Linked DNA regions of Homo sapiens: region 2 is linked to region 1. Evidence: chromatin loops called from intact Hi-C (ENCODE). Cell type or tissue: PC-9. All regions are shown on one strand. Links, peaks and the distances in the headings refer to the core of each region. The heading gives the core; the rest is flanking DNA.

Region 1 (8,271 bases), core at 1,219-6,218:
TCCATTTTGCATAAGTTGTCATATTTATGTCGATAGAGTTCTTTGTAGTATGTTCTGATTATTCTGCAGGACCCATAGTAATATCTCACTTTGTTTCTGATATTATAATTTGTGTCATCTCTCTTTTCTTCTTTGTCAGTGTTGCTAAAGATTTCTCAATTTTACTGGACTTCACAAAGAACCAGCTCTTAGATTCATTGATTATTGTTTTTCTATTTTCAATTTAATTGATTTCTTCCCTTATCTTTGTTATTTCCTTCTTTGTTTTCATCATATCTATTTTGTTCTTCCTTTTCTAGATTCTTGAAGTGGCTACTTAGATTATTGTAATGAGACTTTTGTTCTTTTCTAATGTAGGTATTTAGTGTTACAAATTTCCCTCTCATTGTTGCTTTAGCTATGACCCACAAAATTTGATATATTTTTTATTCAATTTAATGTACTTTTATTTACTTAAGATTTTCTTTTTTGATATATGGATTATTTAGAAATATGTGCTTTAATTTTTAAGAGTTTGAAAATTTTTTTTTATTTTTCTGTTACTGATTATTATTTTAATTTCATTGTGGTTAGATAACACTGCATAATTTCAAATTTTAAAAATCTGTTGATTTTATGATCCAAGATATTATTTATCTTGGTATATGTTTTTTGAGTACTTAAAAACAATGTGTTTTTTGGTGCCGTTGGGTGGAATGTTGTATAAATATCAATTAGATGTTGTTAATTAATGGTGTCATTGAGTTCTTCTAAACCATCGCTGATTTTCTTGTTAGTTATAGATGAGAAAGTGGTGTTGAAGTCTGAAACTACAATGTGGATTTGTTTATTTTTTTATTTCAGTTGTCTCAATTTGCAGCTCTGTTGCTCAGTGCTGCAATCAGAACTGCTATTCCTTCTAGGTGATGTGGATTGACTTAGCATTAAATAATCTCTCTCTCTCTCTCTCTCTCTCTGTCTCTTTCTTCTCTCTCTCCCTCTCTGGTAATTTTCTTTGCCCTGTAGTCTACTTTATCTGATGGTATTATAGCCACTACTACTTTTCTTTGATAAATGTTTGCATGGCATATCATTTTCTTATCATTTTATTTTCAATTAGCCTATACATTTTCAGCCTTGCTCTCTTTCTCTTCTTTTTCTGAGACTCCAGTGATATGAAAGTTAAAGTCCCATAGGTTCCTAAGGTTGCATTCCTCCCCCTACCATTGTATCTTTTCTCTGATGTTCAGATTGAATAATTTCTATTATACTATTTTTCAGTTTACTCATCCTTTCCATTGTCCACTCTATTCTGTTGTGAATATTCTGTCCACTCTATTCTAGCAGGGAAAAGGGGGAACAGAAACATTGACCCGTTATTGACAAAAAGTGGTAGAAATCTAGCTTCTATTGACACCCAAAGGTAAGGAAAGTTCACCTTTATTGCCAGGAATATTGGAAGCTCCTGGTCCTCATGTGGTCTCCACTGACATGGTGGCAAGAGTGGCCTCATTACAACTGGGCAGTAGTAAATGTTATGACTCTCCACTAGGTTGCCTTTGACACCATTCTAGTGGGGAAAGGGGAAAGCCTCCTTGTTTCTATCTAGCAGGGATGAAATTCCCACTCCTACTTGGCCTTCTCCTACATAAACCCAGTGGAGACATTGAATTCCCTCATTACAACCTTACAAGAGTGAAGTCTAAATTCTTCACTCGGCCTTGGCTAGTGTGGTAGGGGTGGGGTGACATTTTTCTTCTATGATATTTGGCTAGACTAGAGTAGTGATTGTCTAAAAGTTTTTTGTTCTGCCTGGTTACCCCTTTCATTTTACTTTGGCTAGAGAGAGCAGGCTTTTGTCTATGTTCATTGGTATTTCTGTGTTGCCAGTTTCTTTAGCTTCAAGTCTCAGATATAGGAGACAAAATAAAAACCCAGAGTAGTTATCACTGTTACTTCTGTTTCCCAGGTCTCTGGACAGTCTGCCTTCTTCTCTATATCTTTCATAGTCTTCTGATGCTTGTTTTACATAAAATGTCCTGGTTTGTAGTTGTACGTAATAGAAAGAGTTAAGTACATCTACTCTATTTACCTAGAAATGGAAGCCTCTAGGGTCACATTTTAAAGGATAGTAGCCTAAAAACATAATTTGTTGAATTTTTAAATATTCTAAACAGATAAATTCATTAATTTAAGCTAGATTTAGAAGTCTCTTGAATCCCAGTCAACAGCCAGGTCTTAAATAGTAGACTATGTTTATTAGACATTTAATTATAGGAAATAGAATATCTAAATTCTCTGTGTTAGTCAAATAATTCCAAATCTCAGAGGCTTAGAACAGTAAACTTCTGTCTCTCTTAGTAGATGGTCTTCAAGTCAGCTACAATTCCACTTAAGGCTGTGTGTCAGACTTGGGTTTTCTGATTGAGAGTGTAGGCCCACTCCACATGTTTTCTCATTGTGGAGCAAAGGCTAAAGGGGCAGCCTCTCTCAGTATATGCCATTCTTCACAGTAATAGTCAAAATAGAAACTGGCAGATATGTGCAGTGGTTAGTAAAGCTTTTCCGCAGAACTGGTGCACTATCCCTTTTGCTCATATTTTATTGACCAGGCAAAGTCACATAGCCAAGCCCAAAGTCAGTTGGGTGTAGGGATATACTTATTTTATGGAAAGCAGACAAATTGCATAGTAAAGGGTATATAGATGTATAATCTTCCTTCAGAAGAGAGAGAATAAATGTGAAATCTTTACATAATGATTAGAATGTTACAATAATCATAAAATTCTCAAACTAGATTAATTGGGAAGAAACTGAATTTAATTTAGTAAACATTGTATTAAAATATGTTTTCTGTTAAAGATGCAAAACTCATCCAAGTAATGGCTCTATGATCCATTGTATCATTTTTCACACATGCTATGAAAGATTAGAATAACTAGTAATTAACTTAAAATGATGTGTCAAGTAGGTCACTTGAAACTTACATTAGTTATCAGCTTAATTTTTTAATATAAATATCATAAAAGTTATCTTCAGGCCAGTTCTTTTCAGCCTACTAATATTTTCCTTTGCATTCCTAAATCTCCATTAAAATGTAGGTACATCTATAGAGACAGAGATATCCCTAAAGATATCTATATATCCCATTGTTTCATGAAATTTTATATTAAGGCCAGACACAGAATAATTCATAGAATGATAGCAAGGGAAAAAAAGGATTTTTAGGCAGCTGGAGTGAGAAGAAAAATTAGAAAGAAAATGTTCTCTACTGGGAACTATTTTAAGTAAAGAATCTGGGGCAAAATTTTACATAGCTTCTTCTTTCTAAATGAGAGAATTGATTCTTATCCCCGCAAATTCATTAGTGAGCTCACGTGAGTTCCACATAAAGGATCCAGCATAAAGAAAGTCATACGGTGTAGTCAGATATAAATTAGTGTGTGTTGTTTACCTTTGTTTAGTTACACATCTTGCAATTTGCTGATAATTGCATGTGGATTATACTAGTTAGCTACCCTGCTACTCAACCAACTCAAGTAAGTAGAACAAAATATTACTGAATATTTTCTTTAAAAGCAGTGTATACAATAACTGAAAAGAAACATGGAGGTAATCAGATCTCATTGTTCTTCATAAGAGACTGACTGCCATCTCTGACATCTTGTCTGAAAACCTCCAGTGATGGAGAAATACTATTGATTACTTTTTGGCACTTTTGGCTGCAAGAAAGAACTTCCTCACATTGACTTGAGATTTGCCTTTCTCTAATTTCTACCTAATGGTAATAATAACATTTTTTTCTAACTTCCACCTAACCATAGCAACAAAGACACCCAGCAGGTAATCATAAGTTGGCATATGGTAGGCCTGCAGAAAGAATTCACTAATATAATGTATTTTTAACAAATCTAATAGAGATGATAAGATAAATGACAAATAGCTAAAATGTGAGTTGATATATTGTAACAAATATCAAAAGTGTTAAGGGGTTCCAAGTAGGAAAGATTACATACTATTGGGGGAGGAGAATACATGGGAAAGAGGAAGTAAATCTATTTAAAGGTGGATCTAACATAGGCTTTAAAGCCTAGGTAGAATTCTAGCAGGTAAATATGAGAGACAAATAAGAAGCAGCAAGGTCGTAAGTGAAAGATACTAAAATGAATGTAATTACAAGAGAGGGAGATGAGACTCAAAAGTGAGACTAAGTGCATGCATACGTCAGTTCAGGCTGCCATAATAAAATCACACAGATAGGGTGGCTTAAACAACAGAAATGTATTTGCTCACAATTCTGGAGGCTAGAAGTCTGAAAGTCCAAGCTCAAGGTGCTAGTAGTCTTGGTAATTATGAGGCCTTTCTCCTCGACTTGCAGACAGTACCTTCTTGCTCTGCCCACCCAAGACTTTCTCGATGCACAAGTGTTCAGAAAAAGCTTCTTCATGTCTCTTCCTCTTCTTTTGAGAACACCAGTTTTAAGGGATTAGGGCCCAATCCTTACAGCCTCATTTAACCTTAATTACCTCTTTTAAGGCTCTGTCTCCCAAAACAGTCACATGGTGGGTAACGGCTTCAACATGTGAATTCTCGGGGACTCTGGGAAAGGGTGGGTGTGATACAATTCAGTTCACAGTAGTCTTCAAAGTAGAAAAAGTTCAATGCAGGCGTCATAGCCTGTTAAGATTAAAATGTAATGCTTATACCAACATCTATGAAGCTTCATTTAAGACCAAGCAATAAATAAATCCCAAAGAAATATTCATTTGTGATGGAATGTAAATAAGCCACTATTATTTAAACTCAAGCACTCACCCCAATCGAAACATTTGGTATAATATGATTTTTCCCAATGTAAATATGAACTTTAGTTCTACCTGTCTGCACAAAGTCAGAGTCGCTGTAAAATACTTAAAGCTAAATAAATCACGTGAACTAGACATATGTTTTTATAATTACCATAAAAATGCTGGTATAAATTAAAAGAAGAAATCATAGAATTTCTGCTTTGTTTGCTGAATATAATTTTAGGTTGTTTCTTTTGCCGCTTTATGAATTATTAAAAGCTTTTGTCATTTCATTCATTTTGGCTAGAAAAGAATTAGATATGATTTATGGATATTTAAAGTAAGACAACATGAAGGGGAAAGCATAAAATCCAATCTCATTAATTTACAACTTAAAAATTCTGCTGCCAAAAGGGGAAAAATATTTTGGGATTTCTCTCTCATAATTTCCTATATTGCCTACATAATCTGAATTCATTGCATAATTGAGTATTCTCTGTCTTTAGTTACTAATGTCAACTCAGTGCTTATGCTTCTTAATCCGTATTTAATTCAGTATATGTTCCTATTACAACTGACAGGCTATTAAGACATTTTTTGTTAGTCTTTCCTATCAACATTTATAAAAGAAAATGGAAAGTAATTCATACTAGGTTAAAATCTTCTTAAAAATGTTTCTATAATTTGTAAGCTCATACTGAATGTTGAGGTGTAGCAAAAGACATTTTGTTACGTGCGATAATAATGCATCTGATTTCTGAGTAAAACACATTCAAATATATTTATTATATCAGCAATGATGCAGAAGATTCATTTGACTCTCAGGTTAAGGGACAATATAACGTGCACTAACCTTGATTTATTGCTCTTGGTTGGCTTCTAAAAGTCAATACTACATTGAGTTGCAAGGAAGTCTCATTTGAATGAAAACGGATAAAAAGTTTATTGTGAAAATATATAGTTGTAGTGCCTTATAATCTTCCAAATAATAAACAAGAATATTTAGTGAGAAGGCATGTATTAAAAATCTAGGAGAGAATTTTTTTTTAAAGTAAGCCATCTCTTTATGTTCTCTGTTTTTATACCTTTAATTTGTTTGCATAGGAAGAAAAGGCTGAAGATAATTCTTTATCAGGTGGAACAGAACCTCTTATATGAAAACGTAAGTATGTCTAGGCTGAACTATTTTGGAAAAGTGAGGGGAATTTGCCTAGAGACCTGGGAAATAGTCTTTTCGTTTTGTTTTGTTTTCTAGCCATGACATGAAAGGTGGAGGACTACTCATGGGGAGGAAACAGGAGGCTGAGAAAGAGAATGGGGAAATGTTGACATACCAAGGAATTGAAGAAAGGGTGGAAGGGATCAGGCACAGTTTTTTCATATAGTCTTTATATCTAGTAGCCTCATTTTATTGTAATTTTTCCACTTTTCTCTTTTTTATCCCAAACTTGCAAATGAGAACACTGAAGTTCAGAAAGGATAAGTGATTTTACTAAGGTCATGTAGCTGCAATGTGGTAGAGCTGTGTTTTTGACTACATCTTTGCAGCCAATATTTAATTGAACATGACAGTTAACACATGATATAAAATATTTATTTTCATGAAAAAGATACTTCTATCATGAAATATTTAAGTTTTGAAATATATTGCTTACTTTACACTATGATTTTACAATTTCTAATTTTAATTGAATATAAGCATAGATTCCTAGTACATCATAGCTCACAAAATTGGAATACCCACTGACCCTTACAATAATCCTGAAGAGAGGACATCTATTAACATGAGGACCAAATGTTACCTTATAGATTTTATGTAATTTGTCCATGATGATACTGCAAGTATCTGAAATAGTCAAATTTAAATACTATTTTCAGACTCAAACAACAAAAGTTTTTCTACTATACTGTTGCATATCTTCACTGAACAATCTAGTATATTTTAATATGGTCTTTTGACATTTAAATTCTGACAAAAATCTAATGCTCCCACATACGGAATTATTCTATATTTTATTGTAAGTATTATTCTATATTTTATTTTAAATCTTCCTAAATTTTGTGTTCCTAAGATAATTTGAAAATGCATGTTTGGAGTCTTTTGAGGATAACCTGGTTAGTTGTTGATAGTAGCTACAGTAGCATTGTAGCTTTTGTAGATCTTCCACACTCCCTCTTAGCATGACCATTTAATAAATAATTCAAATTTTTCCTAATGCAGCATTTTAGGGTATATTGGTGCAATAAATAGCCTAGGAAATAGTATGCATTCAAATAAAACAAATATATATAGTCATGCACCACATTTACAACAGTGACCCTATAAGAATATAACGGGGCTGAAAAATACCTATTGCCTGGTGATGTCACAGCCATTATAGCTGTCACAGTTGTCCTAATGCATTATTGTCTACACTATTCAGAACAGTAACATGCTGTACAGGTTTGTAGCCTGGGAGCAATAGGCTATGCCACATAGCTTAGGTGTGCAGTAGGCTATACCATCCAGGTTTGTATAAGTACATTCCATGATGTTCACAAAACAATAAAATCACCTAATGACACATTTCTTAGAATGTATCCCCATCGTTAAGGAATACCTGATTGTATTACCATACATTTATATTGCTTGTGAATTTCACTTATCTATGGAAGCTCATGAAAAACAGAAAAATAAAAATAATTATTTAAATTGACCTATCAAATTATAACATGTGTATGTACAATGTGTAATATTTGGTGCATCATTTTATATATATTTTGGTTCATAAATATATCATAACTATATTTGGCACATAATTTATTATTTTAAATATGTATATCTACCCAAAACAATATATACTATTTTAAATTAAGAATTCAGGATAATTTTTCTAGAGCTTTGTGATTACAGTCTGACCTCTCTATCTGGGTTCTGCGTCTGTGGATTCAACCAATTCTGGACCAAAAATGTTGAAAAAAAAAGCTTCTACATTGACATATATAGTCTTTATTTTTGTCATTCTGCCTTAAACAGTGCAGTACAACACCAATTTACATAGCATTTACATTGTACTAAGTATTATAAATAATCTAGAGATGATCTAAAGTATATGGAGGGTGTCCATAGATTACATGTAAATACTGTGCCATTTTATATCAGGGATTTGAGGATCTGCAGATTTTGAGATCCACAGGAGGTCCTGGGACTAATCTTCCATGGATACTAAGGGACAACTGTACTACAATTTTTGCCATATGTGCAGAATTCAGAAACTAATATCCTTGAAGATGTTCCCCCGTTAAGTGACATAATTAATAGTCTTCAAAATGAAAATAAACAAATAAAGGCCGAAATGGAAAGACAGAAATCAGATTTGAAAAAAACCGTAGTTTCTTTGGTAGGATAAGATCTAAGAGTTAATGGAGGGTGTCTTTCTCGAAAAGAATCCAAAAATTATACATTTTCTAATTCTCGATTTGGACAGTCTCTGTTCCCATCATTCAAAGACTACCAGGAACACAT
Region 2 (8,271 bases), core at 1,461-6,460, 70 kb after region 1:
GTGGGCAAATAACTTCAGTAGATATATTTCCAAAGACCTACAAATGGAAAAAATGTATGTGAAAAGTTTCTCAATATCACTAATCATGAGAGGAATGCAAATCAAAATCACAGTGAGATATCACCCCACACCTATTAGGCTGGCTATTATGAAAAAGGCAAGTTTTGATTAGGTTGTGGAACAAAGGGAACTTTTCTATTCTGTGGGTAGGAAGGTAAATTGGTACAACCATTTTGGAAAACAGTGTGGCGCTTCCTCAAAAAAATAAAAATAGTGCTACAACATGGTCTAGAAACCTCACTTCTGGGTATGTATCCACAGGAAATGAAATCAGGATCTCAAAGAGATGTATGCATCCTGGTGTTTATTGCAGCATTATTCATAATAGCCAAAATATAGAAACAACCTAATTTTCCATCCAGAGATAAAGATTGATGGTACAGTGGATAAAGAAATTGTGGTACATATTCATAATGGAATATTATTCAATAATAAAAAAGAAGGATATCCTAACCATTTGCAACACACGTCTGAACCTGGAAGACATTATAGGAAGTGAAAGAACCCAGACATAGAAAGATAAATCCTGTATGATATTACTTATATGTGACTCTGAAAATGTTGAACTCATAGAAGCAGACAGTAGAAGGGTGGTTTTCAGTGGATGGGAGGAAAAGGATATGGGGAGATGTTGGTCAAAAAGTACAAACTTTCAGGTATAAGATGAACAAGTTCTGGGGAATTTAAAGTAAGGCATAAGTGGTGGTTAATGTATTAATTAATTTGATTGTAGTAATCCTTACACATATATATGTATACCTTATCATCACATTGTACACCTTGAATATATTTAATCCTTGTCAACTAAATATTTTAAAATAAAAAAATACAAAAGCATCCAACAACCAATAGGGTAAAATTCACAATGTCTGTCATCCAATCAAGATATGATAAGAAACAAAATAATACGACCTATAACGAGGAGAAAAAAATACTCAATTGAAACTAACCAAGAAATGATACATGATAGAATTAGTATATCAGAACATTAAAAAGGTAATTATAACTGCATTCCATATATTCAAGGAAAGATTGGAAAGTTAAGTAGATACATGGAAAATACTTAAAAGACTCAAATCAAACATCAATATATGAAAATTACAATGTTTGAAATGACAAGTACACTGGATGAGATGAACAGAAGATTAAGCATTACAGAAGAAAAAGTAGTGGACTTACATAGCATTAGAAACTACCAAAATCAAAAGCAGAAAGAAAAAATGATGAAAGTAATGGATAACGTCATCAGTGAGCTGAGGGACCATTTCAAACATTCAGTTGAAGTCTCCAAGGTGGGATGGTGAGAGGATGTAAAGAATATTGGAAATAATTTGAATTTTGTTTAAAAAATGAGATACTGCATTTGTAAGCTCTAGAATTTTCATTTTGCTTTCTATATCTTTTACTTATCTATACATTATTTTTTATATTTTTAAATTATTGAGCATATTTATAATAACTAGGGTAAAATTGTCTGCTAATATTATTACTGTTGTTGATAAGTCTCTTTTTATTGTTGAATTTTTCTCCCGGTAAATAGGGCACATTCTTCTTGCCTCTTTGGATCTTAATTAATAATTTATTGGATGCCAGATATTGTAAAATTACATATTTGCATGTTGCCTTCTTTTAAATAATATTGCAATTTATTTTGCAGTCGGTTAAGTAATTTGTGGATCAGTCTCATATTTTTGAGGCCATTTATTTATTTATTTTTGCTTTGTGGTGGTTGTTCTAGAGATGTCTTTCGTCTAGTGTTACTTTGTTCCAATACTAAAGTATTATCCTTCAGGAATCTCTGTTGAATGCCCTGAGGCATGCTTACAAAGTGTCTCCAATCTGGCTTGTTGTAACTTGTATATCTCCCAGTCCTATGTAATCTCTGATAAGTGTTCAGCTTATATATGTTTGGTAATTCCTTACCAGCCTGATAAAATTTTGTGCTAGCCTGTGCAGATTAATATTCAGCAGTAGACCCAAGGTGACTCCTATACAGATCCATGAAGCTCCTTTTCTGTATTTCTCTCTCTTCTTGTCATATTCTGTCCTACAAATACCAGCTACCTTAGCCTCTCCAAGCTCTTGACTGCTGTCATCCCATTTTAGCAAGACTGATGTGCTCTGCTTGGGAGCCCCCTTTCCGGGTCATGGTCCAGACTATGTCTCCAGGGAGAAATCTGGGAATATCATATTGCCCATCATGTTCCTTTTTTTTTTTAAATCATGGATAACAGCCCTAAACTGTTTCCAATGTTTGAGAATGGTTCTTTCTTCTATTTTACAGTTTTCTAGTGGTTTGTGGTAGGAGGGCATGTTCAGGACTCCCATGTCCAAAAATAGAATTCTGAATTTCGTTTTAAGAACTTGCTTTTGAATAGAAAAAAAAGTAAAACTGCAATTTTCTGATAAATAGTGGCAGCTATAAAAATATCTGTTAATAGCTTATGAATAATCTTATGAATAATCTTATGAAAAATAAAATATGCAATGACATGTTCAAGCTTACCTATGTCACTATAAATTTCCACATAATGAAATGCTCTGCTGACAGGGAGAAATGGTAGTACTATTTTGCTTTTACTCTAAAGAACCCTTCGTGATATCCTGATATTTCTAGCTCTCTTTCCCTCTCTTTTGGTACTTTTAAGAATATATACAATATAATATTCTCTTATTTCATACATAGATAAGAAAGGGGCATGGAGAAAGAGCCAATAAGGTAAAAAATAAATAAATAAATAAAAGTCTTTGACAACCTGTTAACAACTATATTTGAGGAAAACAAGTGGGTCACAGCACCAGGACCATGGACAGCAATTCAAGTCTTTGTAATTCACTAGCACAGAGTATTTGTAGTCACACAAAATAAATATTAAGGCTCTGCCCCTAGACATCTGCCCTATTACTCACCTACCAATGATATGTAAAAGAGGATTATGATAACTATAGTTGATTGTAGTTTTACACACACACACACACACACACACACACACACAAAGGCAGATGCCTGAATCCTGGACTCTGAACTTAAAGTAGAGAAGAACTCACAGAAATTTTTACTTGGCATAAAAAATATGCATTTAGGCAGCCTAAGTTTTCTTTGCCTACCACTGGAGTTTAAGTGGCATGAGTTTTAAAAGTCTGATAACTAAAAAAGGGAAATTTTAGTTTTCTTTCTCACTTGCATTTTCATTTAGGACATTGGTTTTGAACCCTGGTTACACATGCAATCACCTGTGAATTTAGAATCACCTGAGAATCGTTTTAAATAAACTTATGCCCTAACTTCTCCCTCTTAAAGATCCTGATTTAATTGAACTACATATATATATATATATATGTCTCAAGGTTATTCTAAAAGCCATATAGGCAAGAGGCACTCAAATTGTGTTCCACAGATGAACAACACTGGCATCAACTGGGAGCTTTTCTGAAGTGCAGACTCCCAGTCCCTGCCCTAGACCTACAGAATGAGAATCTACATTTTAACACCATTCCCAGATGACTCATATGCACAATTAAGTATTAGGACATTCTTTAGTTGACAAAGATATATTTCCCACCTTCAAGGAATTCTGAAAGTAAACAGTAGAGCATTTAGACCTGTGACAACTCCAAATTGGCCCTGGCATCAGAATCACATGCTCTTTGTTATAAATACAGACTCCCAGAATCCATTCCAACTGTGGCCAGTCAACTCCTCCAAGCATGAAGCGTGGGCATTTGTATGTTTATGACATCTTCCAGGTGGACATATAGTAGACAATTAGAGAAGTTTAAGAAATAAAGTGAAATACAGACTACATTTTTCAACATTTGCCTCTACCAAAGTCCTAACCAAGCAAAAGAATAAGTGATGTCATGAAGTCAATAAATAATGGTAGCTATATCATTCCCTTATGCAGAACTAAATGGGATTTATGATTTTTAAAATGATGTAAATTTTATAGCCTTTTGTTAAAATAATCTTTATGCTTTGGATATTTTCGCTGTAAATGCAATAAAGAAAAATATATGTGCCTGAGCATTTAAAGGTTCCGTCAGTTTAGAATTTTAGGCCATTTCTGTGCAGTGCAGGCGTGGGGTGTGGAGAGTCTAATAGAGGCTGTTGAGGAAAATGGCAGTTTGACAAGAAACTGTAGAAGAAAATTGACAGATGTAGCAAGCGTGAGGATGGTGTAGTGCTGAGTAGGCTGTTTTGTAACAGAACAAAGAAAACATCTCAAAACTAGTTAAGTTAGTTATAAGGCTTAACTAGGCCAAAAACTTATGAGTATTTATGAATACTTTTAACACTGTAGAGAGTGTCAAAAATTTATCACATGAGTAAATTTTAGGTGTCTGAGTCATGGAGTCTGAGAACATTCCTGGCTAAGTAAATAGAGGTAGATGAAAATACACCAAAATGGATGACTTTTCTCTATACAAATATAACTTTATATAAAAGTTTTTAATGTTTCTTATTAAGCTATAAATTTTTACATGGCCAGAAATTATAAAAATCCTATTTAGTTATGTCTCCATATTCACTGTATACAGACACAAAACATCAGATTTGGAATTAAGGACTCATAAGATTCAATTCCAGCAAAGTCACTTAATATGTCACATTTTCAGCTTGCTTACCAATTCTGAGGTCCAGTCTTCATCTCTAAAACTGAAATAACACTACTTCTCTAGTTAGGACAACCATATGTCTGATATCTTCTCTCACTTGTGGGCGACGATCTGCGGTTTATGGTTAAAACTTTAGCTAGAATCTCAAAACAAATGTAAAGGCCTCACAGCTTACTGGAGTTACACATCACAGATAAATGTTATTGCTTTGATCCCTAAAACAATAAAAAATTTAGATCCTACAGTCTGGTATGACAACACTCAAGTGAGGTCGCAAAACATTAATTCCATGACACGTGGCATACTGGGAAAGACATACAATTTTGGGTACATTACAGAAGTACACAAAAAGAGCTAGGTTGTTCAATTTTAAGCTGCTAAGGCTTTATAGGTATTTTTTCATTTGTAGCATATTTTACGTTTGATATTATTAATTGATTCAATCATTAGTTCAACAAATGCTTTTTGAGCCCATACTATATAGTGTCAGACACTATACAGCATGTGAAAGATTCAATAGTCAGAAAGACATTTAGGCGAGGAGGACAAACATCAAATGAACAAATAATCTAACACAATAGGATGTTATAGAGTAATAACAATGTGATCTGTCATATGCTGCTACAGATTGTGGTACGTGTTGTGAAAAAAATAAATAGGTGACTAGCTTGAATAACTAGTAGTGTCACTTAAGGTAGGGCTGTTCCAGAAGAGATTTCTGAGCCAGTAGCATTTGAATTCCCCTAATGTGAAGGGTGTAATATGTCAGTCATGAAAATAGGTGCTGAGAAAGTATTAGCTGGGACTAGCAAACGCAAAACTCTAAAAGATGGATAAATCTTGGAGTGTATTTGACAAATGGAAAGAAGTCTAGAGAAGTTGGAATATAATTAGACAGACAGAAAATGGTGTGAGTTGAGGTTGGAGAATTCAGAGAAACCCAATATGCAGGGCCATGTAAGCTATGGAAAGTTGTTCAAATTTTTATTTAAAACAATGGGAAGCCATAGAAAGGTTTCAAGTGGGAAGAGAGCAATATTTATAAAGCAAAAGACTAGAAACATCCCAAAGATCCATAAATAGGTGACTGGTTTAATTAATTATGACATATACATAAAATAGAGTGTTATGTAGCTATAAAAAGGAATGAGAAACAGTTCTGTAACTGCTATTGAGTGATACATAGTATATATCATTAAGTAAAAAAGGAAGGTGGCAAAAAGTGTATACTGTATGCTATCTTTAAAAAGGGCATAAATCACAAAAGCACACCCCTGCATACGAATATTCTTATATTGAAAATAGAGAATAAACCAAAAACTAATTTGAAGATTAGGTTACCTAGAGGGGAAGAGAAGACTAGAATGAAGGGGATTGGCTTAGAAGGGAGACTTCTCTGACTGCCCCTGATTTTATAGTTTTGATTTTGGAATCATGTAAATGCTCTTATAATCATACAAAAAAACTATATGAAATATAAGCAGAAATAAATCTTTATGAAATAAAAGCCAAAGAAAACAAATGAAATAAACTACATATCAGGGGGCTAAACCGCACAAACAGGCATTATATCAAATGATTTTAAAATATAGTAATTTTTACATATCCAATGGGATACAAGGTAAGGACAAAAAACGCTGTAAAGATCTCAAACTGTTTTTTCTAATAGTGTTGTTATTCTGTAGCTAGTGTATATGTATGTGTGTCTGTAATTGGCAAGCAAACCATTTGTACACACACACATTGGATGAGTAAAAAGTACTTATATACTGTTATTAGGATCCAAGGTTTTCACCCTAGAATATACAGAAATGTAGTATTTATGAAGTCAAATTAATATTGGAATCAAATCTCAATATCAACTCATGGTATATTTTTATCTTCACTTTTTTTCCAAACTCTTCCAGTGAAAAAGTCTGGAAACACTGACCAATACAATATAGTAGACATGAGCATCTCTAGCCTTAAATTAAGGTCTTTAAAAATCACATTCTTCTTAAAGAAGCCAGAGTTTTTGGAAAACTGGCTGCTTCCAGGTGTTGGACAAGAAATACATAAGAAGAGCACAGATCTTAACAGAGAGAGTTGGAAGGCTTTGAGTTACATCAACAAAGCCATGTTGAAGTAGCTCAGTGGCTAAAAAAAAAAAGGAGAAAGAAAGAAAAAATATTTTGAACAGCTATAATAATAGTTGCAATGAATAAGTGTTTAAAATACTTTACATATCTTAAAATCTAGGATTTCATAGATTTAAATCTATGAAATAATAAGAAAAAATACAATCTCCATGAAAGATGTTAAAAAACCAATTCGTTCTTCTAAAATCTGTAAATAAGGAGAAAAATTTCTCATTTATCCTGTATTCCCTGTACAAACTCATCTCAGTATTAACAACTAGATGATGAAAGTGTTTTCCTTTAGACATTTTCAAGAAAATAGGTGAAGAAAGAATGTAGAGTTAGAATATAAGCATTTGCAACCTTCAACAACAACAACAAAAAACAGATTCAGGCTACAAATATGAACAGTACCTACAATTCCTAATTGAGTTATGGACGGAAACATTATTATGAATGCATCAGGCTGATAACAATACCTTAACCTACTAATTGGTTTTAATGTCTCAAAAAGAATGATGCAATCAAAAATTACGTGCCTTTTGATGTGTTACGCTAGGAAATACAAACATCACCTATGAACTATTATTGCCACAGTATAAGTGTGAATGTTATCTAGTCCCTAATGTAACCACTAGGTTTCAGAAAATCACTAGGTCAGAGGAAAATGTTAAAAGGCACCATGTTGGAAGGCATGCAATTAGGAAAATTCAGAAAGAGGTCTGCAGATTGGACAGAAGTAAACTGAATGACAGATTGCAGATTGAATGGCAGATCTCTTCAACAGATAAGTTGGAAGATAAAAGAAGAGAGAGGAAAGGGGAATATATAAATTAAAAAGAGATTTAAGAAATAAGCAGCCAAATACCTGTATGAAACTTGCTTGAAACTATAAAATAATATTTTAAGGTTTTCACGGAAATTGGAACATAATAGTTATTTATAGTTATAAACTTGTTAAGGATTTTTTATCTTTCATCAATATATACTGAAGTATTCACCGATAAAGTAATATGATATCTGGAATTCATCTGAGAGTATTTAAGAGTGTGTCTGGGGAGAAAGGCACATGAAGATAGAGTAAATGATAATTATTCAATCCAAATGATGGGTACATAGGGATTCATTGTACTAGTCTCTCTTTAAACTTTTGAATGTTTAAACATGTTTACAATTACATTGTGAAAGACAAAAAGATATAAGGAACCTGGGAAGACCTTGCTTACCTTTGGAAAATTTTGAAGAGAGGCACAGGTGAAAGCAGGAAGACTGGTTAGGTTACTGCAGTGATGCAGGAGAGAGAGAACGGAGGTTTAGACTACTGGGTGTCTGGCGGTGAAGAGTTAAACTGAAGGGATTCGATCTATTTAGACATGGTAGAATCAACTGTACCTCTAATTGATTGGATTGGGGTTGAAGAAAAAAGAGTCACCCAGAATACCTCCCAGAATTTCTGATATCTAGGTAGATAGTGATG

The links. Hi-C counts contacts between places; a loop is a spot of excess contacts. Peaks named below come from ENCODE experiments on the same cell type or tissue, not always from the same donor. Only the 100,000 strongest peaks of a DNase experiment are listed, where the experiment ranks them.
Region 2: a loop joins it to region 1, with 2.5 times the contacts of the local background. A loop is called at or near these places in 4 of 110 quality-filtered maps.

The regions. Positions count from the first base shown.
Region 1 is chr9:73,413,324-73,421,594 of GRCh38, reverse strand. All of the region lies in intron 1 of LOC105376084 (a long non-coding RNA gene), which reads right to left. LOC105376083 (a long non-coding RNA gene) reads left to right here. Exons shown (of 7, transcript XR_001746729.1): 5 at 5,871-5,928; 6 at 8,234-8,271. Among named protein-coding and RNA genes, the nearest start is that of ANXA1, 270 kb to the right of the region's middle. In PC-9, for the core only: no CTCF peak of the experiment used is centred there; no DNase peak of the experiment used is centred there.
Region 2 is chr9:73,343,299-73,351,569 of GRCh38, reverse strand. All of the region lies in intron 1 of LOC101927281 (a long non-coding RNA gene), which reads right to left. Among named protein-coding and RNA genes, the nearest start is that of ANXA1, 200 kb to the right of the region's middle. In PC-9, for the core only: no CTCF peak of the experiment used is centred there; a DNase peak (open chromatin) is centred at 3,609; H3K27ac peaks cover 487 bases.